Linked DNA regions of Homo sapiens: all the other regions are linked to region 3. Evidence: read pairs that join two places in POLR2A ChIA-PET (ENCODE). Cell type or tissue: A673. All regions are shown on one strand.

Region 1 (8,000 bases), 95 kb before region 3:
ACCACTGAGGGCTCAGAAGGCAGGAGGAGAGAGGGATGGGATGTTTCCTGCTCTGCTGTGTTCCTGGTATTTAGCTCTGGCACTGACTACATTTCTCCATGACTCTCGCACTGGCAGGGCAGTCCCTTCTCCTATCTCTCTCTAGGGTGCCATTCACACTGTCCGCACCCGTGCCCCTTCAGGCCTGGCGGTGACAGTGGCTCCGTGTCTTTTCTGGTTCCTGAGTGCCTCAACATCCCACATCGGTTCCTTTAACCTTGCTCCCCCGCTGTAAAAAGTCCTTCGTTTCCTTCTCCTCTGAATTCCATCGGAGTGTGCCTCTGTATCTTGCTGGACCGTGACTAATAAAATTACAGCATAGTTGTTCGCTTACTTCTGTCTCCCTTCCTGGAGTATAAGTTTCCTGAAGGTAACAAACATTGCCTTTTTTCTTGTTTGTTTTTTGCAGCTTATAGCATCATAGCATAATTTTTGACCCAGGAGTATTTGTTGAAGAATGAATACATGTAAATTAATAAATGTAATAAACCAACAAGGTATTTCTTTTAGCCAGGTGTGGTGACATGCACCTGTAGTCCCAGCTACTCAGGAGGCTGAGGAGGAAGGATTGCTTGAGCCTGTGAGTTCAAGACCAGCCTGAGCAGCATAGCGGGATCTGATCTCAGAAAAAACAAAAAGATATTTCTCTTCAGTATGCTTTCATAGTTTAGATTTTTATTTTAAGTATTCTATATTCTATTGGGAATCAGTAATACATCTTCCTTTCACCTCTAGCCAATAGCAACCCAGATCACCTTCCTGAAGCAAACACGCCAGCAATGTTATTTTAACAAAATCCATCCATATAAAACCAATGTTTGTCTTCCTCGGATCTTTACATTTGGATATTACTAATTTAATACACCTTTTAATTTCTAAAGAGACTAGAGGAAATCATATGAGTTCCTTGATTAAGTTAAATTTGAAACTTTCAAAATATATTACAAGCTCAGAGAATTTTAAAGTACACTAGAAAATCTTATTAAAAAATAAAAAATGAGTTGGGCACTGTGGCACACACCTGTAGCCCCAGCTACTCAGCAGGCTGACATGAGAGGAACTCTTGAGGGGAGGAGTTCAAGTCTGCAGTGAGCTATGATCACTCCTGTGAATAGCCACTGCTGTCCAACCTGGGCGACATAGAGAGACCCTGTGTCTAAAAACAAAAACTAAATTAACATAGTCTCTAAAAGGTTTTTTGCAGGAGTCCTCGGGAGTGTGGCGTATGGAAGAGCTTCAGTAGTCTTCACTCCTACTGCTGGGGAATCCCATTCTGTCTCCTGGAGGCAAGGGAACCTGGGTCAGAACCTGATCTGTGCACTTTCTCTGGTCTAAAACTTAAGAGGTGTTTTTGACTAATTTCCTCTCCTGCAGCCTGTATGGCCAAGCCAGGTTCCTGATGCTATCTTTGCAGCTTCTCATCACCCATTGCTCTGACTTCCCACTGGTGCAAAGCTAATCTTTGCCCTCGTTACCTCATTCCTGGCTTTTGCAAGTATCCTAAAATAGCTTCACTGCTTTCAATATGTCTCTCTTAAGTCCTTCCTGGCCCTAGGCAACCTACCCGAGCTGTTTCCCAATCTTCTCTAACAAACATTCTCCACTGAAGATAGCCTTGTTTAGTCCACCCCACAAGCACGCCTGCCCAATCCTGTCTCTGCCTGTCCCTTTGTTGATGTTGTTCCCCATATCTGAAATGCCTTTCCGCCTCCTCTCCTGGCTATCCGGACCTCACCTCTAGTTTAAGTTCAGCTCAGATTTCACCTTCACCATGAGCTTTCCTCCAGCAACTCTAAGCCACGGTCATTGCTCCCTTTCGGTATCCCATAGCACTTACTTATAGAATCAAAGAGCTGAGAGGAATCTCAGTAGGCAATAAAATCAAAACATTGATTTTACCAAATGAGATTAAGCGATCTCTCCAAGGTTACCTTGTTCGGGTAGCAAGTGATAAGCAGGAACCAAGCCTCCCAGCTCCTGGTCCAGTGTTCTGTCACAGACATTATGCCATCTCTCCTCCACTTGCCTTTACATTTCACAGGAATTTGCTTGTATTATTTACATTCATTCCATGGAACAAAGTTGTATCTCCCTATACAATAGATTGAAAGCCTCTCTTGAGATTAAAAACCATGCCTTTTACTTCTTTAATATTCTCACAGCAAATATTACACACTCAAAAAATCTTTGTTGTATTAATTTTTTAAAAAATTTTGGAGGCCGGGCACAGTGGTTCACATCTGTAGTCCCAGCACTTTGGGAGTCTGAGGTGGGAGGGTTGCTTGAGCCCAGGAGTTCAAACCCACCCTGGGCAACATAGTGAGATCCCATCTCTAAAATAAATAAATAAATAAACAAAATTAGCTAGGTGTGATGGCACACACCTCTAGTCCCAGCTACTCAGGAGGTAGAAGTGGGAGAATCACTTGAGCCCAAGAGGTTACGGCTTCAGTGAGCTGTGATTGTGCCACTGCACTCCAGCCTGGGCAACAGAGTGAGAGGTTGTCTCAAAAAAAAAAAAAAAAAAAAAAAAAAAGGCCGGGCCTGGTGGCTCACGCCTGTGATCCCAGCACTTTGGGAGGCTGAGGCGGGTGGATCATGAGGTCAGGAGTTCGAGACCAGCCTGACCAACATAGTGAAACCCCGTCTCTACTAAAAATACAAAAATTAGCTGGGCATGGTGGCACGCACCTGTAATCCCAGCTACTCAGGAGGCTGAGGCAGGAGAATCGCTTGAACCTGGGAGGCGGAGGTTGCAGTGAGCTGAGATTGCACCACTGCACTCCAGCCTGGGCTACAGAGCTAGACTCCGTCTCAAAAAAAAAAAAAAAAAGAAAGAAAAAAAGAACAAAAAAGAAAAAAATAAATGAATAAAAATTTTAAAAAATATGTTGAGGCTGGGCACAGCGGCTCATCCTGCATGTGGGAAGATTACTTGAGGCCAGGAGTTCAAAACCAAGCAACATGGTGAGACCTCACCTCTACAAAAGAATGTTAAGACCGGGTGCAGTGGCTCATACCTATAATCCCAGGTCTCTGAGAGGCTGGGAGTCAGGAGGATCTCTTGAGCCCAGGAGTTCAAGACCAGCCTGGGCAACATGGCAAAACCCCATTTCTACATACCAAAAAAATACAAAAATTAGTTTCAGCTACTTAGGGGGCTGAGGTGGGAGAATCACTTGAGCCCAGGAGGTGGAGGCTGCAGTAAGCGGTGTTCATGCCACTGTACTCCAGCCTGGTCAACAAAGTGAGACCTGATTTTTTTTTTTTTTATGGAGTTTTGTTCTTGTCACCCAGGCTGGAGTGCAATGGCACAATCTTGGCTCACTGCAACCTCTGCCTCCCGGATTCAAGCGATTCTTCTGCCTCAGCCCCTGAGTAGCTGGGATTAAAGGTGCCCACCACCAAGCCCGGCTAATTTTTGTGTTTTTAATGGAGACAGGGTTTCACCTGTTGGCCAGCCTGGTCTTGAACACCTGACCTCAGGTGATCTGCCCGCCTCAGCCTCCCAAAGTGCTGGGATTTCAGGCATGAGTCACTGCACCTGGCTGAGAGACCCAGTCTGAAAGAAAGAAAGAAAGAAAGAAAGAAAGAAAGAAAGAAAGAAAGAAAGAAAGAAAGAAAGAAAGAAAGGAAGGAAGGAAGGAAGGAAGGAAGGAAGGAAGGAAGGAAGGAAGGAAGGATTTTAAAAATTATCCACGTGTGGTGATGACCGCCAGTAGTCCCAGCTAATTGGGAGGCTGAAACACAAGGATCCCTTAAGCTCAGGAATTAGAAGCTACAGTAAGCCACTGCACTCCACCCTGGACAATGTGACAGAGCAAGGCCCTATCTCTAAAATAAGTTTAATTTAATATTTAATTTAATTTGAAAATTAAAAAGTGTTGAGTCTTTTGACAGTTCTACAGTCTTGCACATGCTGAGCACATGGTAAATACTTCAGAAATGCTAGTTGCTTGATTAGCTGAGTGAAAGACAAACATACAGATGTTCCTTTCTGCATTCAGCTAAAGGCTATCATGCATCAGGCACCATTTAGGTGCGAGAAGTGCACAGATTATTACATGAGATTGCGCTCTGGTAGGAGGTGACACACAAAGTTTTAGGGAAGGTGAATATGCACACAGCACTGCCATGCAATAAAATAACTCTTCCAGAGGAGTACTGGGAGGGTGGCCCAAAGAGGTCTCCTTTGAGATGAATCTTTTTTTTTTTTTTGAGGTGGAGTCTTGCTCTGTCGCCAGGCTGGAGTTCAGTGGCTGGATCTCGGCTCACTGCAAACTTCGCCTCCTGGGTTCAAGCAATTCCCCTGCCTCAGCCTCCCCAGTAGCTGGGACTACAGGTGCGTGCCACCATGCCCAGCTAATTTTTTGTATTTTTACTAGAGACGGGGTTTCACCATGTTGGCCAGGATGGTCTCGATCTCCTGACCTCGTGATCCACCCACCTCAGCCTCCCAAAGTGCTGGGATTACAGGCGTGAGCCACCGGGCCCAGCCTGAGATGCATCTTGAAGGACAAGTACAATTTCCTCAAGTATGTGTAGGAAAAGAACTTCCGGAATCAGGGTCAGCAGACACACGGAGGTGGGAAAGTGTGTATTGTTCAGAGGAGAGTAGGGGCCTGGCCTATGTTTGTGTTGGAGAAGTTGAGGTGGAGGCAGGTAGGTGGGATCGAGTGCAGAGAATCTTGCATGCAGAGCTAAGGAGTTTGGAACTTATCCTGTAAGCAATGCAGAGACAGGAAATGTTTTCAAGCAGAGAAGTGACAGGATCAGATACTTGGAAACAGTGTGCAGGGTGGCCTGGAAAGAAGAGCCTGCAGGCAAGGACACCAGTCAGGACACAATTCCAGGCTTCCACCGAGGGAGGACAAGCAGCAGGCAGGGGCCAGGAGGGGCGGAGCAGAGACCATGGAGTGTAGATTTTTGTCTTCCAAATATAAAAGTTATACATGAGAGACATGTATAACGACGTACAACAGTGTTAATAGTAAGTACAACAATGTTAATGGTAACATATGTACGTAATGGTATTACATGCAGTTTTTCTTGTTTTGAATTTTTTATGTTTTTTTTTTTTTTTTTTTAGTTGTTGAGACAGGGTCTCCCTCTCTGTCTCTCAGGCTGGGGTGCAGTGGCTCAATCACAGCTCACTGCAATCTCAACTTCTTAGGCTCAAGTGATCCTCCTGCCTCAGCCTCCCGAGTCTCTAGGACCACAGGTGTTTGCCACTACACCCAGCTAATTTTTGTATGTTATGTAGTGATGGGGTTTCGCCATTTTGCCCAGGCTGGTCTCAAATTCCTGGCCTCATGTGATGCTCCCACATCGGCCTCCCAAAGTGCTGGGATTACAGGGATGAACCACTGTACCCGCTATGGCCTTAAAATCCGTTTTTTTTTTTTTTGAGACGGAGTCTCACTCTGTCACCACATAGGCTGGAGTGCTGTGGCACAATCTTGGCTCACAGCAAACTCTGCCGCCCAGGTTCAAATGATTCTCCTGCCGCAGCCTCCCTAGTAGCTGGGATTACAGGTGCTTAATTATTGTACTTTTAGTAGAGATGGGGTTTCACCGTCTTGGCCAGGCTGGTCTTGAACTCCTGATCTTGTGATCCACCCGCCTTGGCCTCCCAAAGTGCTGGGATTACAGGCGTGAGCCACCACGCCCGGCATTTTTTTTTTTTTTTTGAGACAGAGTCTAGCTCTGTTGCCCAGGCTGGAGTGCAGTGTTGAGATCTCAGCTCACTACAACTTCCACCTCCCAGGTTCAAGTGATTCTTCTGCCTCAGCCTCCCAAGTAGCTGGGATTACAGGTGCATTCAACCATGCCTAGCTAATTTTTGTATTTTTAGTAGAGACAGAGTTTCACCATGTTGGCCAGGCTGGTCTCAAACTCCTGACCTCAAGTGATCCACCCACCTTGGTCTCCCAAAGCGTTGAGATTCCAGGCGTGAGCCACCATGCCTGGCCATGGCCTTAAAATTATTTTGTAGAGGTGAGGTCTCCCTGTGATACCTGGTTTTGACCTCCTGGCCTCAAGCAATTCTCCCACCTTGGCCCTTGGCCTCCCCAAGTGCTGGGTATTACAGGCATGAGCCATTGTGCCCAGCCTCAACAATTTTTTTTATTCATTTCTTTTTTTATTTTTATTTTTCTTACTTCCTTTTTTTTTTTTTTTTGAGACAGCGCCTCACTTCACTGCCCAGGCTGGAGTGCAGTGGTGCAACTGCAGCTCACTGGAGCTTCGACCTCTTGGGCTCAAGCAATTTTCCCACCTTCACCTCCTGAGTAGCTGGGACTACAGGTGCACACCACCACACCTAGCTAATTTTTATTTTATTTTATTTTTTCAGACAGAGTCTCACTCTGTCACCAGGGCTGGAGTGCAGAGGTGCAATCTTGGGTCACTGCAACCACTGCCTTCTGGGTTCAAGCGATTTTTCCACATCAATCCCCTAAGTATGTGGGACTGCAGGCTCGCGCCACCACGCCTATCTAATTTTTGTATTTTTTGTAGAGACAGGGTTTCACCATGTTGGCCAGGGTGGTCTCAAACTCCTGGGCTCAAGCAGTGCACCCCCTCAGCCTCTCAAAGTGTTGGATTTACAGGCATGAACCCCTGAGCCCGGCTACTTTTTCTTTATGTGATGTGGATTTTTCTGTAGTTTTGTTTTACACATTGAGCATGTATTATATATTATTCTACTATATTATTCATTATATGACATACATTACTATGATTAGTAAAAGTGAATACTATTTTTAAAATAACACGTGGTCATTATGAGAGACTTCAGAAATACAGAAATGTATGAACAAGAAAAATTTTGAAATCACCCATAAAAATGCTCATGTCATTACATTAAGGGGAAAAGGATACAAAATTATATATATAATTTCATTTTCATTAAAAAATATTTATGTGGCCGGGCTGCGGTGGCTCAAGCCTGTAATCCCAGCACTTTGGGAGGCTGAGGCGGGCAGATTGCCTGAGGTCAGGAGTTCGAGACCAGCCTGGCTAACATGGTGAAACCCCATCTCTACTAAAAATACAAAAATTAGTCCAGGCGCGGTGGCTCACACCTGTAATCCTAACACTTTGGGAGGCCGAAGCAGGTGGGTCACCTGAGGTCAGGAGTTCGAGACCAGCCTGACTAACATGGAGAAACCCAGTCTCTACTAAAAATACGATATTAGCTGGGCGTAGTGGCGCATGCCTGTAATCCCAGCTACTCAGAAGGCTGAGGCAGGAGAATCGCTTGAACCCAGGAGGCGGAGGTGAGCTGAGATGGCGCCATTGCACTCCAGCCTGGGTAACAAGAGTGAAACTCCGTCTCAAAAAAGAAAAAAAATTCAAAAATTAGCCGGGCATAGTGGCACACACTTGTAGTCCTAGCTACTCAGGAGGCTGAGACAGGAGAATTGCTTCAACCTAGGAGGTGGAGGTTGCAGTAGCAGAGATCACGCCCCACTGCACCCTAGCATGGGTGACAGAGCAAGACTCCATCTCTAAAAAAAAAATTTATGTAAGGCAGGGCACGTTGGCTCACGCCTGTAATCCCAGCACTTCGGGAGGCCGAGGTGGGTGGATCACCTGAGGTCAGGAGTTCCAGACCAGCCTGACCAACATAGTGAAATGCCATCTCTACTAAAATTACAAAACTTAGCCGGGCATAGTGGCATGTGCCTGTAATCCCAGCTACTCACGAGGCAGAGACAGGAGAATCGCTTGAACCCAGGAGGTGGAGGTTGCAATGAGTCAAGATCGCGCCACTGCACTCCAGCCTGGGGGACAGAGCAAGACTCCGTCTCAAACAAACAAACAAACAAAATATATATATATCCTGACCCCAAGTGATCCACCCACCTTGGCCGCCCAAAGTGCTGGGATTACAGGCGTGAGCCACTGTGCCCAGCTGGCAATTTTGTTTTCTACAATACTGTGTTTTAGTTTATTTC
Region 2 (8,000 bases), 260 kb after region 3:
GACTCCAGCTAGGGGTGGTGGGACAGGCCTGTAATCCCAGCTAGCACTGAGGCTGAGGTAGGAGGCATCAGTTGGGCCCAAGGAGTTTGAGACCATCCTGGGCAACATAGGTGACTCCATTTAAAAAAAAAAATTTTTTTTTAATTTTTAGTCTTGCACTGTCTTGCACTGTCACCAGTGCAAATATTTCAACATGTATTCAGTACAAAAAATTATTGAGCTATTTTAGATTGTTTTTTCTTCCTCATTGAAATCTAGTGTGTATATTATACTTTCAGCACACTGGCTACGTTTCTAATGCTCATTAGCTACATGTGACATCGAGACATTGTCATGGCATGTGTCAGAATCTTAACATCCAACAGGCCAACAACTGTGGTGAGGTGCCATTGATTATCAGATGAAACCTGATTTCAAAATGTTAAAATGCAGGTGGTGGGGAAAATGTGTGTCCCTGAATCTACAACCGTCTTCCCTGATTCTGTTTTCAGTCTGTGGTCAGAGAGATCTGAGTTCAAATCCCAGCCACACCACTTCCCAGCTGTAGGATGTATTAATTGAGGTAGGCTGAGATTTGCTGCAATCCCTCAATCTCAGTGACTTCACGAGAGAAAAGTTCCTTTGGCGTCATGCAAATCTGCTACAGGTGTGGCCACGTAGCAATGCGAGGAACCACTTGGAACTTATGGTTCCAGGACCTCAACACAGCCTCGTCTACCACCATCAGGGCAAGAAAGAGAAAGAGACTGGATAATTACAGAAAGTCTCTTCCTGCTTCAGCCAGGAAGTGGCACCCATCACTTCCACCCACATTTCATTGGCTGGGCTAACCACATGGCCCTGCTTAACTGCAAGGGGCTGGAAAATATACTTTCCTGGATACTCAGGAAGAAGGAAAGACCAAAATATTCATGCCAATAGTTAAATCTAGCATGGTAACGTTCAGCCTTCCCTGAGCCTTCGTTTCTTGTAAACTCCCAACACTGGAGTTCAGTGGTGCGATCTCGGCTCACTGCAATCTCCGCCTCCCTGGTTCAAGCGATTCCCCTGCCTTAGCCTCCCGAGTTGCTGGGACTACAGGCACACACCATCATGCCTGGCTAATTTTTTGTATTTTAGTAGAGACGGGGTTTCACCATGTTGGCCAGGATAGTCTTGATCTCCTGACTTCGTGATCCACCTGCCTCGGCCTCTCAAAGTGCTGGGATTACAGGCATGAGCCACCATGCCCAGCCAAAAAAAATTTTTTTAATTAAAAATTTAAAAAGTGGACTCAATTTATTGCGATATTTATTTCAACTCTTGTCTCCTCAATATGAAAAGTCTTCCAGTGACATGTCTCTTTAGTTTTAAAATATTTTAGATTTTTTACCTTTAAAAAAAGTTAAAATTCTGGTTTTCATTGTGCTAATGAGATCATTTTTGTTATTATTTTATCCTGTATTAATAATTCAGGTATTTCTTTGCAGCATAAAAATCCTATCCTGTAAGTTCCAAGCAGTTACAAAAAAATTACTAGAATATACATTTATCTTGCTATGTTATTAACTATTTCCCAGGCATGCATCACAGCTTATAGAATGCTTGAAAAAAGTGCATACTAGTGTGAAAAGCCACGTCTTGTACAAAACAGTATGTTGAATAATCTTTGTCAGTTTAGCAAAAAGTTCAACAGAGTAGTGACTGTATATGTATTCATCTGGAAATACAGAATTTTCCTTCTTTGTGACACAGACTTTTAAAAAAATCTCTACAGGCCAGTGACATATCAGGCATTTCGGGAATGTACACTGGAGACCACAGTTCATGCCAGCGGCTGGAATAAGGTATCATCACAATGATCTTTTCTCTTAAAAGATTTTAGTGTGTTAATGATAAGACGTAGGAGGAATTGCTAGCATCATCAGCAGAAAACTGTTAGAGCTCATTCTTTAATGCACAAATCTATGTTAAGGGGATATTTTTGGTTAAACTGGTTTTTCGATTAATGCTGCAAGGTCCTGCTTGGCTCAAAATTATGTGTCCTATAGTATGGCCCCTTCCTTTCTGTCCCAATTTTCCCATCATTTCTTCATTTCTCTGTGTTAGACATAACATTTATCTCCAGATGGTTATATATTTATTAACATGTGAGTGTGTCTTGGGGAAAAAGAATACAGACTTTACTTGGGAGGTAGCCTCTTCCTGTTCTCTTAGATGAATAATACCATTTATGTTTTATAACTTACACAGTGTCTCGTGTCACATACCATTTGAGCATCCCAACCATCCTTTGCAGAAGACAGAATGGATTTTATTAGGTCTTCTTTATTACTTAGCTAGTTAGGTAGGTAATCAGAAAGAAAAGTTAAATGACTTGCCTAGAATCCCTTGACCAGTCAATATTGGAACCAACACTAGAGCTAAGATCTGATTCTAGCGTCTGTTTTTTCCACTGTACATGTTGCTTATCTATTATCTTAGACTGTATTATTTACTTAGCACCTTGAGAAGGCAGGGTATAGGGGGATGCAGTATAGGGTGGCTTAGTGCAGTGTGAGAAAGAAGGGCAGCCCTGAGGGATACAGTGCTAGAGATGAGAAAATTCAGGACAGTTACTTTTATAGACACCTACCTCTATTTGGAATTGTTTGTCATGAGTCAGACATGTGACCTTATGTACCTAATTGATGTATATTAGGTACATAACCAAACTTGTTTCAGATTTTAGCTTTGCCATGGACTGGATATATGTCTGTGGGCAGGTTCTCTTTAAAAAAAAAAAAAAATTTCGGCCGGGTGCAGTGGCTCATGCCTGTAATCCCATCACTTTGGGAGGCCGAGGTGGGCGGATCACCTGAGGTTGAGAGTTTGCAACCAGCCTGACCAACGTGGAGAATCGCCGTCTCTACTAAAAATACAAAATTAGCTGGGCATGGTGGCGCATGCCTGTAGTCTCAGCTACTCAGGAGGCTGAGGCAGGAGAATTGCTTAAACCCGGGAGTTGGAGGTTGTGGTGAGCCAAGATTGCGCCATTGCATTCCAGCCTAGGCAACAAAAGTGAAACTCCGTCTCAAAAAAAAATAAAATTTCAACTTTTATTTTAGATTCGGGGGACATGTATGTGCAGGTTTGTTATAGGAAGCTCTCTGAGTCTTAGTTTTCTCATTTGTGAAATGGGAAACAATAATACTAGTCTCATAAGTTTTATTAGAATTAAATGAGATAATACATGTTCAGTACTTATTAAGCATATTATCAGGCACCATAGTAAAGCTCAGTAAACAGCAGCTATTATATTAGCTTTAACACATGGGACCTTATTCTCAAATAGTCACTATTAACAGAGTATTAGTATGTTACCTATCGGTACATAATTTGTTAAGATATCTATTTGCCTCGTTTGTTTTTTTGGAATAAGAGAAAATATTCTCTCTGATATAGACATTTGAAATAGACTTATTTTATTTATTTATTTATTTTGAGACAGAGTCTAACTCTGTCGCCCAGGCCAGAGTGCAGTGGCTTGATCTTGGCTCACTGCAACCTCCGCCTCCCAGGTTCAAGCGATTCTCCCAAATAGCTGGAATTATAGGCACCTGCCACCTTGCCCAGCTAATTTTTGTATTCTTAGTAGAGATGGGGTTTCACTGTGTTGGCCAGGCTGGTCTCCAACCCTGACCTCATGATCCGCTGCTCACCTCAATCTCCCAAATTGCTGGGATTACAAGTGTGAGCCACTGTGCCTGGCCTTTTTTTTTTTCAAGTTGGAGTCTCGCTTTGTTGTCCAGGCCTGGAGTGCATTGGTGCAATCTCGGCTCACTCACTGCAGCCTTTCCCTTCCGGGTTCAAGCAATTCTCCTGCCTCAACCTCCCAAGTAGCTGGGCTTGCAGGTGCCCACCACTATGCCCAGCTAATTTTTGTACTTTTAGTAGAGACAGGGTCTTGCCATGTTGGCCAGGCTGGTCTCAAACTCCTGACCTCAGGTGATCTGCCTCTGTTGGCCTCCCAAAGTGATGGGATTACAGGCATGAGCCACCCTACCTGGCCTGAAATAGATTTTATAAAGGGCTGGATGCAGTACAGTAGCTCACACCTGTAATCCCAGCACTTTAGAAGGCCAAGGCGGGAGGATCACTTACGCCCAGGAGTTTGAGACCAGGCTGGGCAACATAGCAAGACCCTGTCTCTTAAAAAAAAAAAAAAAAAAAAAGCCATACATGGTGGTGTGCACCTGTATTCTGAGCCGAGCTATTTGGGAGGCTGAGGTGAGAGGATGGCTTGAGCCTGGGAGGTGGAGGTTGCAGTGAGCCGAGATCATGCCACTGTATTCCAGCCTGGGCAACAGAGCCAGACTGTCTCAGAAAAAAAAGAAAAGAAAGCCCATACCTATTAGTAGTCACTCCACCTGTTAGTAGTTACTCCCCATTTTCTTTCCTGCTCCTCCCAGCCCCCGACAACAATGACTACTTTCTGTCTTAATGAATTTGTCTTTTCTGGACATTTCAAATAAATGGAGTAATATAATATGTGATTGAAGTCTCTTTTAATATGTAGACTTATCCTCCCTCTTTTTTCCTCTCTTTAATTCAGTTACAAGTTATTTTTCCTGTAAAATGTTCTCATTTCTGGGTTTTATTGACTATATCACTGAGATGTCACTTAACATGTTCTTCTGTGTCTGTATTTCCTTCCTGATCAGATTCAGGTTCAATCTTTTTGGCAAGAATACCTAATGAGTGGTTTTATCTATTTCCTATTGCATCACACTGGGTGACATATAATATCTGGTTGTCTCTTACATTGTATTTTGAAGCACACAAATCAAAGACAAACCTAATCAATGAATTCAGTACAGATAAAATTTGTAGAATATGATTTTTATTAGGACTGTTAAGTCACAGAAGGGTTAAATAGATTGGTAGAGCAAAATATGTCACTGTTATCATAAATATTCATTGTAATGAAAGGGACTCTCAGAACTATAAATTAGTACGCTTCATTTCTACACCAAGCAAGCTCATATATTATTTAATAAAAGGATAATGTCCCTAAATTTAAGTAGGTCTAACCTGTTAAACAAAGAGACCACATAGTGTACGAAGAGATGTCAGGAGATTAAATAAGTGTGTGGATAAAGGTAAGCCAGTGGAGGTAATCTGTTTTGATGGTCAAAAATACTTTAGCATTTCATTGCAAAAACAATTGAAGAAAAAAAATTATATATGATGTGGGGATTACTGTTATCCAGTAAGGAAATGACTTTTGAGAAAGAATCAAAGATAAAACTATTTGCTGACTTTTTAGACCTAGACATGTGAATCGTGGGTTCTTCTAGGAGTGGATGCCTGGGGATCTAGTTTTGTTTTAACATTTAAAAAAAGTAATGTGGGAGATGAGAGTCCAAAAAAAATCAGTTGTGCAGATTATGTAAAATTCTTGTGGATAGTAAAATGTCAAGTTGATGGAGGTCAGTTGTAGAATTAACTCATGGAGCTTTGTGTGTAGGATTATGTGTAAATCCTCTTAGGATTTAGCTGCTTAAAGACAATCTAAACGGTACAGTGGCCTTGGACGTCATCATACAGGTCCCTGAAGATAGCATGCCAAATAGGTAAGCCTGGTATATGGTAGTCATTTAATAACTGTATGAGGAATGAAGGGAAAAAAACGAATCATCTGACATAGCATGTACCACCAAGAAGCGTATTACCAACCGCATAGAAAATGTCCGTCCTGAAAAATGACATTTCTGCTCTGTGGTTACTGCGTTTCAAGAAAGATACTGGAATAGGGAAGATCCAGAAAAGGGAACTTAAGTGATCAAATGGATCACTTTGCATTGCAATGGAGCAATGGCCATATGAAAAACAGAATAAGAGAATAGTGGATTTCAGACTGGAAGTCTAGTGAATGAGGCTTTTCACTCCTCTTCCAGGAGTGAAAGAGAATTGCAGATTTATCACTAGATTCTTACATAGTAAAACTAGGGTGTCTGCTTTTCGATATATGAAAGAGTTAAATTTGGAACAAATAAAACTAAGTGGTATTTTATATAACAAGCATAAAATATTTACAACTCATTTCCCCAAGAGGTAATAGAGCTTAAACATGAATAACTTTAAAATGTTACATTATTGTGGATTATTATGGGAAATTAGAATGTTTTGAAGTCCAGAACATCCCGGGCCTTTAAGTTGATACACAGGTTAGCACCACTGGTTCATAAGCCACTCCTTACCTGCTTCTACCCGAGGCAAAATATAAACAGTTTTTTGTTTGTTTGTTTAATAGTGTAAGTTTTCTTATTGAGGAAATGCCTAATGGATTCTTCTTTATAGCCCTATACTACTCCATCATTGTTAAGAAGGAGTTTTCAATATATTTTGGGCTGGAGTGCCTTTAGAATGTCAAGAAGTAAAGATATTATGTGTTCATTGCATGCTTCCTTTCAGATTTTGATAGAGATTCCCCCAGGGCTGCTTTCTCTTCGTTTCTTTAGAAGCCAAGGAATATTAGTTTGAAATATAAACTCATTGTTTTTTGTTTGTCCTCCTGCAGAAGTATTTTGTCGTCCCTCAGTTATTTCCTTGGCAGTCTACTAACAAGCAAATGGAATTGGTTTCATTTCCTTTTGCATTCCTTTTGCAGGCATATGGACCTCTTGATGTTTTAAACAAAAGAGATTGCATGCAGATGGCTACCTGAATACTTAGTTTTTTTCAATATGCATTTTTTTTTAAGGGAAGACAGGGACTCTAGTTAGTTTCTGTTGTAATTTTTGACGACTTTTAAGTATTGAGCCACATGGTTATTAGGTATAGATTGTAATGGCATCTTTTATGTTTGACTTTTGATGAGTTTTACAAGATAGCTCTTAGTTTTTAAAAGTTCTTATTTTCAAATAATAAAAGCACATGGTACAAAATGCAAAAAAGTACAGAAAGATATGCTTTGAAAAATAAAAGTTTTCTCTCATCCTTGTTGCCAGTCACCTAGTTCCCTTCCTTTTAGGCAACCACTATTACCAATTTCTTGCGTATTTTTCTGGAGACCCTGTAGGATTATATAGACATATATATATGTGTATATGTTTTTATTACACAAATGGTACTGTATGTATTCTTCTATAACTTGCCTTTTTTCACTTAAAGTAAATTGTGGTGATTGGGTAGTAAGCAATTTAACAACTATATATTTTACTGGATGACAATAATTTATTTAACTAGTCCCTGTTGGGTTGTTTTTCTAGTTTTCTGCTGTTATAAATAATGCTTCAGGCTGGGCGTGGTGGCACACGCCTATAATCCCAGCACTTTGGGAGACTGAGGTGGGCAGATCACTTGAGGCCAGGAGTTTGAGACCAGCCTGGCCAACATGGTGAAACCCCGTCTCTACTAAAAATACAAAAATTAGCCAGGCGTCATGGCGTACACTTGTAATCCCAGCTACTCAGGAGGCTGAGCAGAGAATCGCTTGAACCTGGGAGGCGGAGGCTGCAGTGAGCCAAGACTGTGCCACTGCCTGGATGAAAGAGCGAGACTCCATCTCAAAAAAAAAAAAAAAAAAGGAAAAAGAAATTAATTAATTAATAATGCATCAGTGAATTTCCTTCTATATATGTTATTTCTGTCACACACATACATGCACACACATGCCTAATTATTTTCAATAACTATTTCTACCTGCCTATTGTATAAAACCTACATGCAGTATTCAGAAAAATCCTAATAGAAGTTACTGTTTTATTTCCTTTATATAATGAAAATAAAAATACCTTAATGATGCATTTAAATATAATTTTCTAGTAGTTGAACATATAAAACACATTATAAGAATTTCAGTGTGGTTTTTTATTCTCTCATCTTTGCATTGAAGATTTTGGTGCCTCTGGTTTTGCTACGACAAATGCTTTTGGAATTGACAAGACGTGGTCAAGAACCTTTGAGCGCACTGCTGCAGTTTGGCGTGACATACCTGGAGGACTATTCGGCAGAGTACATCATTCAGCAAGGTGGCT
Region 3 (8,000 bases):
CCTCCTACCTCAGCCTCCTGAGTACCTAGGACTGTAGGCGCCACCATGCCCTGCTAATTTTTATTTTTGTATAGGCAGGGTCTCACTGTGATCCTCCCACCTCACCCTGTGATTACAGGTGTGAGCCAGCTCACCCAGCTCTATCTGTCTGAGTGTGGCTTTAACAGAGACTTGTTCATGTCAGTATTGATGACAGTCAGATGCTTTATTGTTACCCATAAATATAACACATTCTGTATGGTGTTTTTCCTGGTACATTTCTAAGCATGCACTCTTATCACCGAGCTACATCCCCACCTCGTGTGTTACATTTCTGGTTGCCTAAGTACTGCACTGATTTTTGGGTGGAATCCTTTATCGCTTATATCGTTGGCAAACTGGAGAGTTAATTCTTTGAACTGATACGAACAATATCACTTTCTGGTTAAAGTCAGTATGTGTGTGAAGGCCTCATATTGCTGTATTTAAAAAATCTTTAGAAACACTTTTCACATGTAGTCTGTCTCAATAATAGTGTGTAGATTTTAAAGGAATGCTGTTAATATAATACCCAGTTTGGGGAAAGTTTATGTGTAGAACTGATAAAGGTATTTTAAAGGTTGTCAGTAACACATGTCAACTCAAACCATGTGTTGATTTGCTCAAAGAAGTTAAAATTAACATTTTAGAGTTACATTCTCCCCTGTCATCACATTGTTTTTGTCTTCCTTATTGTTGTTCTTTAAACAGACTCTGGCTCTGTTGCCCAGGCTGGAGTACAGTGCCTCGATCACTGCTCACTGCAGCCTTGACCTCCTGGGCTCAAGTAGTCCTCCCACCTCAGCCTCCCAAGTAGGTGGGACTACAGGTGCGCACTGCCATGCCCGGCTAATTTTTGTGTTCTTTGTAGAGACAGGGTTTTTCTGTGTTCCCCAGGGGTGGTCTTGAACTTTGGAACTCAAGCGATCCACCCACCTCGCCCTCCCAAAGTACTGGAATTACAGGCATGAGTCACTGTACGTGGCCTCCTATCTTCACAGTGTTACTGTGAATATCCAAATACAGTTGAATGCATTATCAAGGAGGAGCTATTGCTGAAAATTGGTTCTTTTAGGGGGAGGTGATGAAGAAAGCTTAGCTATTATGATGGTTTTTGCAATACACAACCTGTTTCTGTCATACTAAAATTTCATGGTTTGGGGACAATGGGGAGCGAATCTAAAAAGATTCCTTAAAAGGGCGGTAATGAAAAATAGGTTAAGAAATAGTTCCCTGGGCATAAAACAGTTGCTAGAATATAACTAAGGTCACTAGAGATCATTTAGTCAGACCTTTTCCCCCAGTGTTTTAAAGTAAGGCACAGAGTGAAATAACGTATTTCACTTACTTACTCTGTGTCAGGCCACTTTTTCTGTCCATGAGGGTAAAAAAAAATGAAGAGGCCTTTTGCTTCTCTTGGGAGAATGAACAGTTAAAGCATGGTGTGACTATTGTTCTGTCAAGGTGAGTGGGAACACAGAGGAAAGGCCACTCACGTTAAGTCAGCTTGAACGAAGGCGAGGAAGGATCCAGGAGAGGTCATGCTCTGAGTCCAGACCCATCCTTCTAGGCAGCTGTAGTGGAATTTAGTTGTTTTCCAAACTTGAGTGTTTGAGAACCTTGGATTGTTTAATTTGAAATGCAGCTTCTGAGGCCGGATTCTGGAGACTCTGATGCAGGCAGTGCAAGAATCTTGCTTTAGGATTCACCGCTTTACATGGTGGCAGTACAGTAGGCCTTCTTCACGGGCAACTTAAGTTAGTAGTCTAACTTTTCTTTTTGGACACTAACCCTTTAGGCTGCTGCCTTAATCACTTTCCGAGCAGTCTAGAAATAAGTTCACCCCCACCATGGATTAGAACCCCCCACTCTTTTTATGCCCGCACCCCCCCTGCTGCTCCCCGTAGCTAAGCTGTCACTCCTGTCTTGTTTTATGTTCTGTTTGTGTGTATTTTCTTGAGCACTTTCTTTTGTGGTCATTTTGGGTGTGGGATACCTTTACCTACTGCTGTTCAGAATAAAGGCAGTGAGTCTCATCTTTTTACCTAGTCAGAGAGTATTTTGTTGAATCCTGGGTGTTACAGTGAAAGGATAGTGTCAAGTCAAGGGGGACTTGAGAGCAGCCAGCATTATCTGGCACTGATGGAAAGAAAGGAAGGAACACACATGGGGTATTGTTGAAGTACGAGCTAACCTGCTCCTCATTGATGTAGGGCTAATGTCGAAACTCAGAAGCCTGCAGGGCCAGACAGGTAACTTAATGGAGGGGATGGGGCCGGATGTGCAGTTAATGAGTTGGAGGATCCATGTCCAGTCTAAGAGGCAGCCCCCTGTTAGTGCCAGCTGAGTCATGAAGAACTGTGAATCAGTCAGACTTGATTTTTCAAGCAAAGGGAGATACCCAGATTTTTGTGTAAGCTCCTCCAAAGTTTTTTCTTTCTTTCTTTCTTTTTTTTTAATGTTGGACAACCAGTGAAAAGCAAAACAAAACTACAGACCAAAACAAACGTTGCTGCCTGCTACCAGTTTGCAATTTCTTATGCATTCCATGAAACTGACTAGTTGACAGTCTTTTCAGATTGACAGTCCATGAACAGGAATTTGCTAATATTTCTAAGACTCAGACCTTGGCAGAAAGATCGGAAAGCAAGGTAGAATTTGGAGACCGGGTTTTATAATTGTAAGATCTCACTTTTGTGAATTGCTGATTAGAATTCACAAAAGTTAGATCCATGGTGCAGTGCCTCTTCTCTCATCTCTAAGTTTAGGAAGCCCTCAGCACCTTTTGAACTGTGTAACCTGACAAGAAAGATGTCTGGGGAATTAGCAAGTTCTATTTTTGTTTGGTCCAGTGAAAATTCTGGACAGGCCACAAACACATTCTAGGGAGTCTAGAATAGACTCCCTTGAGCTCTTTTAATTCTTAAAAAAAAAAAAAAAAAAAAAAAAAACAGGAGCAGGACCATCCAACTTAATCCAGTGAAACGGTGATTTTTTCTCATAGTCATCCCATCCCTTATACAGTGTCTCTCTGGCCAAATTAATTAATACATCAGATGTTCTGAAACACACTGTACTAAATTAGATTTGGGGTCATAGCTATGAATTATCAGTCATCCTCCAAGGGTGCTGGGCAAAGCAAAGGTAAATTTTTTGAAACTTTAGTTTCTTTCTTTTCTTTTCTTTACCTTCTTTCTTTCCCTTCCTCCCTCCCTCCCTCTGTCTGTCTCGCTCTGTCACCCAGGCTGGAGTGCAGTGGCACCATCTCAGCTCACTGCAACCTCCGCCTCCTGAGTTCAAGAGATTCTCCTGCCTCAGCCTCCTGGGTGGCTGGGACTACAGGTGCGTGTCACCACGCTCAGTTAATTTTTTATATTTTTAGTAGAGACGGGGTTTCACGGTGTTAGCCAGGATGGTCTTGATCTCCTGATCTCGTGATCTGCCCGCCTCGGCTTCCCAAAGTGCTGGGATTGCAGGTGTGAGCCACTGCACCCGGCCTTTAGTTTCTTGATGTACCATTTGCTGTTAGCTTAAATTATGCCAACTACAGCCCAAGCTTAATTCAACATTTAAATAAAGTTCTATGCACAATAATACAACACAGCACTTCTATTATAGCAACAACATTAGCTGTCTCTAGTTCCTAAAATAAGAAACTGGAGTGACGGAAGAAAGACTTGGGTTGCTTGTTCCCACCTTTGACTTGTAAACTTCCTTAATGGTCTTTCATCAGATGCTTAAGCTGCCAGAGTATCCCTTATGAATTAACCAGCTACTCTGTGGGAAACTGCTTTTGTACTACTTCCAATTCTGACAACCTTTTTCTCAAGTTGAGCTGCCTCTGTTCCTACTTCTGAAATGCCTGTGCAATGCTGACTGAGTTTGTCACCAGTAAGTTCTCCCCAGACAGGGAAGTCCTGCGGGACCAGTATCAGTCCTCAGTCAGGAAGAGGTTGTATAAATAGCGGGTGCTCACACTCTAGAAAAAGGGGCGGAGGAGAAGGTAAGTGTTGAGCCCCAGATGTGAACTCCTATTTTTGTTTCAGGGTAATTAATGTTTCCTTAAGTGAGCTAAGCCTTGGGCTCTTGCGCCTCTGGCTTTCAGGCCTGAATCAGCAATCTTTAGGCAGGAACTGGGGGTGGGGAAAAGGATTTTGTATTTCATGTCATCCCCAAATGAATGAAGTAATATGAGAGCAGCACTTTCTGAAGCTTGGCCTTGAGGCTGGAGAATGGGTTGTGGAAGGTGAAAACTTTCCTTTTAAAATCCTAGTGACTTGGGGAGAACTGGCCTCTGACAAGTCTCTTGCTGCAGTCTGATGACTGCAGCTCTCAGAGATGCTGTTGGGTTGTCTGGTGTTTGTTTCTAGTTCTCTGCTCGAGTGTTAGTGCCATTAGATGGTCTTGCCCCTGTCTGCGGTTCTGCCTTCCATGTCTTCCCCTTCCCCCTTGGCCTCCTAAATTAGATACATTCCCCCTCTGCTCCCAGACGTCTCCATCTCCTCATCCCCTGACAGAGCAATCATTTATCAAGTTGTTTCACGCGTTGTCGGGAGGGGGGCCCTGGGGACTCAGTTTGTTTCGTCCCTTTGTTGAAGCTCCACAGGATCGGCCAGCTTAGTCTCCAGCCAACTGCTGAGAGTTGCTGGACTCCAGGAGCAAATGTTAAAGGGGCCGCCTTTCATCTACTTGCTGTGACTTCAACCTTTCTATTTAAATTCCAGCTTATTGGAACTCACATACGTACACTTCCTCGACATGTTTTTGATCATATGATATTTCTTTTTCATTATGTACCTCCCCATCCATACCATCACTGAGGACCTGAAATAGATTTTTCATAGTATATTACTGTAGACATACTTTGTAAGTAGGAGTTCCTGCTTTTTTATGACTTCTTTTTATGTATGCTTTGACTTATCAAGGTGTCACACTGTTGACCATAGAAATTTCTAAATAGTATAGGGATTAAAAAAAATTTTAAAGTTTGTCAGACTTTAAAATGCAAGGTGAGCATCACTGCTTCTTAGCAGGAGTGATGAAGGTTTTCCATAGTGTCTACAAAGATAAAAGGAAAAATTTCCTTCGACTTCAAGGATGTATAGTGTGAATGTTAACCAATGTTGACCATGAATTTGAAAGATGGATGTTACTCACTGTAACTTAATAGTTTAAAAGGACAAAGTTTCTTTTGTGGAGTAATAGAAATGAGACTTTAATGTTAATGAAAATTTTTTTCTGTGATCTAGGAATATTTCCTCCCAGTATTTTATTATGAAAACTTCCAAATGAACAGAAAAGTTGAAAGAATTGTACATTATATTTGGGGTTTTAAAAATGCATTTCTTTAGCAAGCTGAATATTACATGCAGTAGTATCATAATGCATTGTAAAGTTATGCTTGGAAGCAAAGTAACAACAAAAATGCCCCAGATGACATGCGTTACAAACAGAACATTTCAAAAATGAGTCCCTTTCAACCTGAACAGGGCTTATCTTGTGTTTATTGTAGACAAGCTGAGCCCAGAACCTAAAGTTGTATAGTATTGAGAAGTTTAGTGGGGAAAATGTTTTCCTTTCTCATCACATGTTTTGGGTTGAAAATATTTAATCACTTTGATGAGACTTGTCGACTGACAAGTAGTTTATAATGAGAGTAAATTGTCCTTAGTACCGTGATTTGGTTCCTGTATATGGAGTCTCTTAAAACAACTTACTCAATTTAACATCAAAATGAGCCCAAAATGTTTTCCCATAAGGCAAGCTTGTCCAACCCACCTGCCCGCAGGCCGCCTGCAGCCCAGGACGGCTTTGAATGAGGCCAACACAAATTCGTAAACTTTCTTAAAACATTATGAGATTTTTTTTTTTTGCAATTTTTTTTAAAGCTCATCAGGTATCATTAGTGTTAGCATATTTTATGTGTGGCCCAAAACAATTCTTCTTCAAGTGTGGGCCAGGGAAGCCAAAAGATTGAACAACCCTGTCATAAGGTATGTCATTATTGGGATGATTTCCAGCTGAAAAACTTCAGTGTGTTATTTCTTATTGATTTTTCACAGTGAAACTTAATAAAATTGTAATCGCTAAGAAAAAAAAGTTGTTTTCTTTTTTTCTTATATTAATACTGTTTGGCTGGACATGGTGGCTCATGCATGGAATTCCACACTTTGGGGGAGGTCAAGTTGGGAGGATCACTTGAGGCCAGGACTTAGAGACCAGCCTGGGCAACAGAGTGAGACCTCATCTCTACACATTTTTTTTAAAGTATGTATATATAAAAGCAAGAAGACCTAGCATTAATTCTGAAAATTAATGTGTACTACTTGCTAGATATTTTTTCTAGCAGTGAATAAGACACATAAAAATCCTTTTGGAACATGAATTCTATGGGAGAAGAAACACTCCCTTTTTTTTTTTTTTGGATGTTCCGTATAGCTAGTATTGGCAATTTTTTTTCTGTAAAGGGTCAGATATTAAATATTTTAGGCTCTGAGTGCCAGATAATTTCTGTTCCAGTTACCAAATTTACTACAAAAATGAATGGGCAAGGAAGGCTGTGTTTCAGTAAAGCTTTATTTATACTAATGGGTGGTAGACCATAGCTTACTAACCTCCTGTTCTAAGGCATAAAAAAACATGGACAAGCAACAGATTTAAGAAAAAAGTATTTGCAAAGCAGATGACAGACGGTTAATATTATAATATACAAACAGCCCAGTGGAACAATGGACAAAGGATATGAGTAGGTTTCAAGTCACAAAAGAATAAATCTTAATGACAAAAAAAAATATCTGAAAAGATCTGACTGGCAAAAATTATTAAGTAATATCTGTATTGGAAAGGAAAAGGAATACTCATACTTTACTAACAAAAAAATTAGACTGATCAGCCTTTTTGAAAAACAATCTGGTAGTACCTATTAAAATTTAAAATACATAAATATATGTACTCTCATTGCTCCAGTAATGCCAGTCCTGGAATTTTAATCAATGGGTACAAAACAACTGCCGTGCAATGGACAAGGAATGTCATTGCAGCGTGGTTCTGTGTGGCCTAAAATGGAGAACAGAGTGAAAGCCCGTCATTAGCGGGGTGGCTGAATAGGATGTTACCTGCGTACCGTGGAGTATTAGCCCACCTTTTAATAGAATGAAATGGACCTACACTATACCACTTGACTTGGAGAGATTTGCACAAGATAGAAAATGTGCAGGCAAGCATGGGTAGTATCAGTCTATTAGAAAAGGCCTACGCCCATACATTGATGCATGTGTCTGCATGTATGTATATATGAATATGATTACATTGAAAAAAAAAACAAAAAAAGTATACTTGTTTGTATATGAGGGGAGTTACTGAAGTAGGGAGTAAAAAAAGGAAAGAAAATTGTATACAAACAACCCCCAGAATGAATAGTATGATTGTTTTTTGAATTTATATAAAACTGTGTGTGTGTGTGTTGTGGGGGGTATCTGTATTTATTCACATCATTTTTTAAAAGGAAAAACTAAAATAGTCATTAGTCATTCAGGCTCCATCAGCTTAAAGATTTGTCAGAGGGCTTCCTAGCTCCCACTCGATGTTGTAAAATAGGCTCACCTTTATTACATTCCCAATTACTTGGCCTCTTTTTTGCCTTGTTGATTGAAAAATGGAACTCTTTCTCTGTCTGTTATGGCATAAAAACTTTATGGAAAAGACAAAGTGCCTCAGAGAAATGACTCTCTGTAGGTCTCACTAGTAACTAAGGAACTAAAATTTGAGTGGAATTCAGGTCTGTCCTTACACTTATTATGATATCCCACACTGTCTATTCCCTGTCTCTTGAAGTGAAGCTGGGACTTTTATTGATTTATTGATCTGATATCTGACTTGAAGTAATGAGAGGGAAGGTTGTATAGCATTATATAGCAAAGTGATGTAAGAAAACAAGAAAAACTTGATTTCAAGTCTCCGAACAGATTTATTAGAAACAGAAA

Evidence for each region. ChIA-PET counts read pairs that join two places held together with the same protein. Peaks named below come from ENCODE experiments on the same cell type or tissue, not always from the same donor. Only the 100,000 strongest peaks of a DNase experiment are listed, where the experiment ranks them.
Region 1: POLR2A ChIA-PET joins it to region 3 with 10 read pairs; 2 of 35 experiments call an interaction of 5 or more read pairs at or near these places.
Region 2: POLR2A ChIA-PET joins it to region 3 with 14 read pairs; 2 of 35 experiments call an interaction of 5 or more read pairs at or near these places.

The regions. Positions count from the first base shown.
Region 1 is chr22:17,337,720-17,345,719 of GRCh38, forward strand. No RefSeq gene overlaps it. Among named protein-coding and RNA genes, the nearest start is that of CECR2, 28 kb to the right of the region's middle. RefSeq lists an enhancer at 654-823 and a silencer at 3,411-3,655. In A673, no CTCF peak of the experiment used is centred here; no DNase peak of the experiment used is centred here.
Region 2 is chr22:17,694,385-17,702,384 of GRCh38, forward strand. BCL2L13 (BCL2 like 13) reads left to right here. Exons shown (of 7, transcript NM_015367.4): 5 at 1,757-1,826; 6 at 7,859-8,000. Among named protein-coding and RNA genes, the nearest start is that of BCL2L13, 60 kb to the left of the region's middle. In A673, no CTCF peak of the experiment used is centred here; no DNase peak of the experiment used is centred here; H3K27ac peaks cover 1,590 bases.
Region 3 is chr22:17,432,742-17,440,741 of GRCh38, forward strand. All of the region lies in intron 1 of CECR2 (CECR2 histone acetyl-lysine reader), which reads left to right. Among named protein-coding and RNA genes, the nearest start is that of CECR2, 67 kb to the left of the region's middle. RefSeq lists a silencer at 129-329 and an enhancer at 2,825-3,385. In A673, no CTCF peak of the experiment used is centred here; a DNase peak (open chromatin) is centred at 4,080; H3K27ac peaks cover 1,288 bases.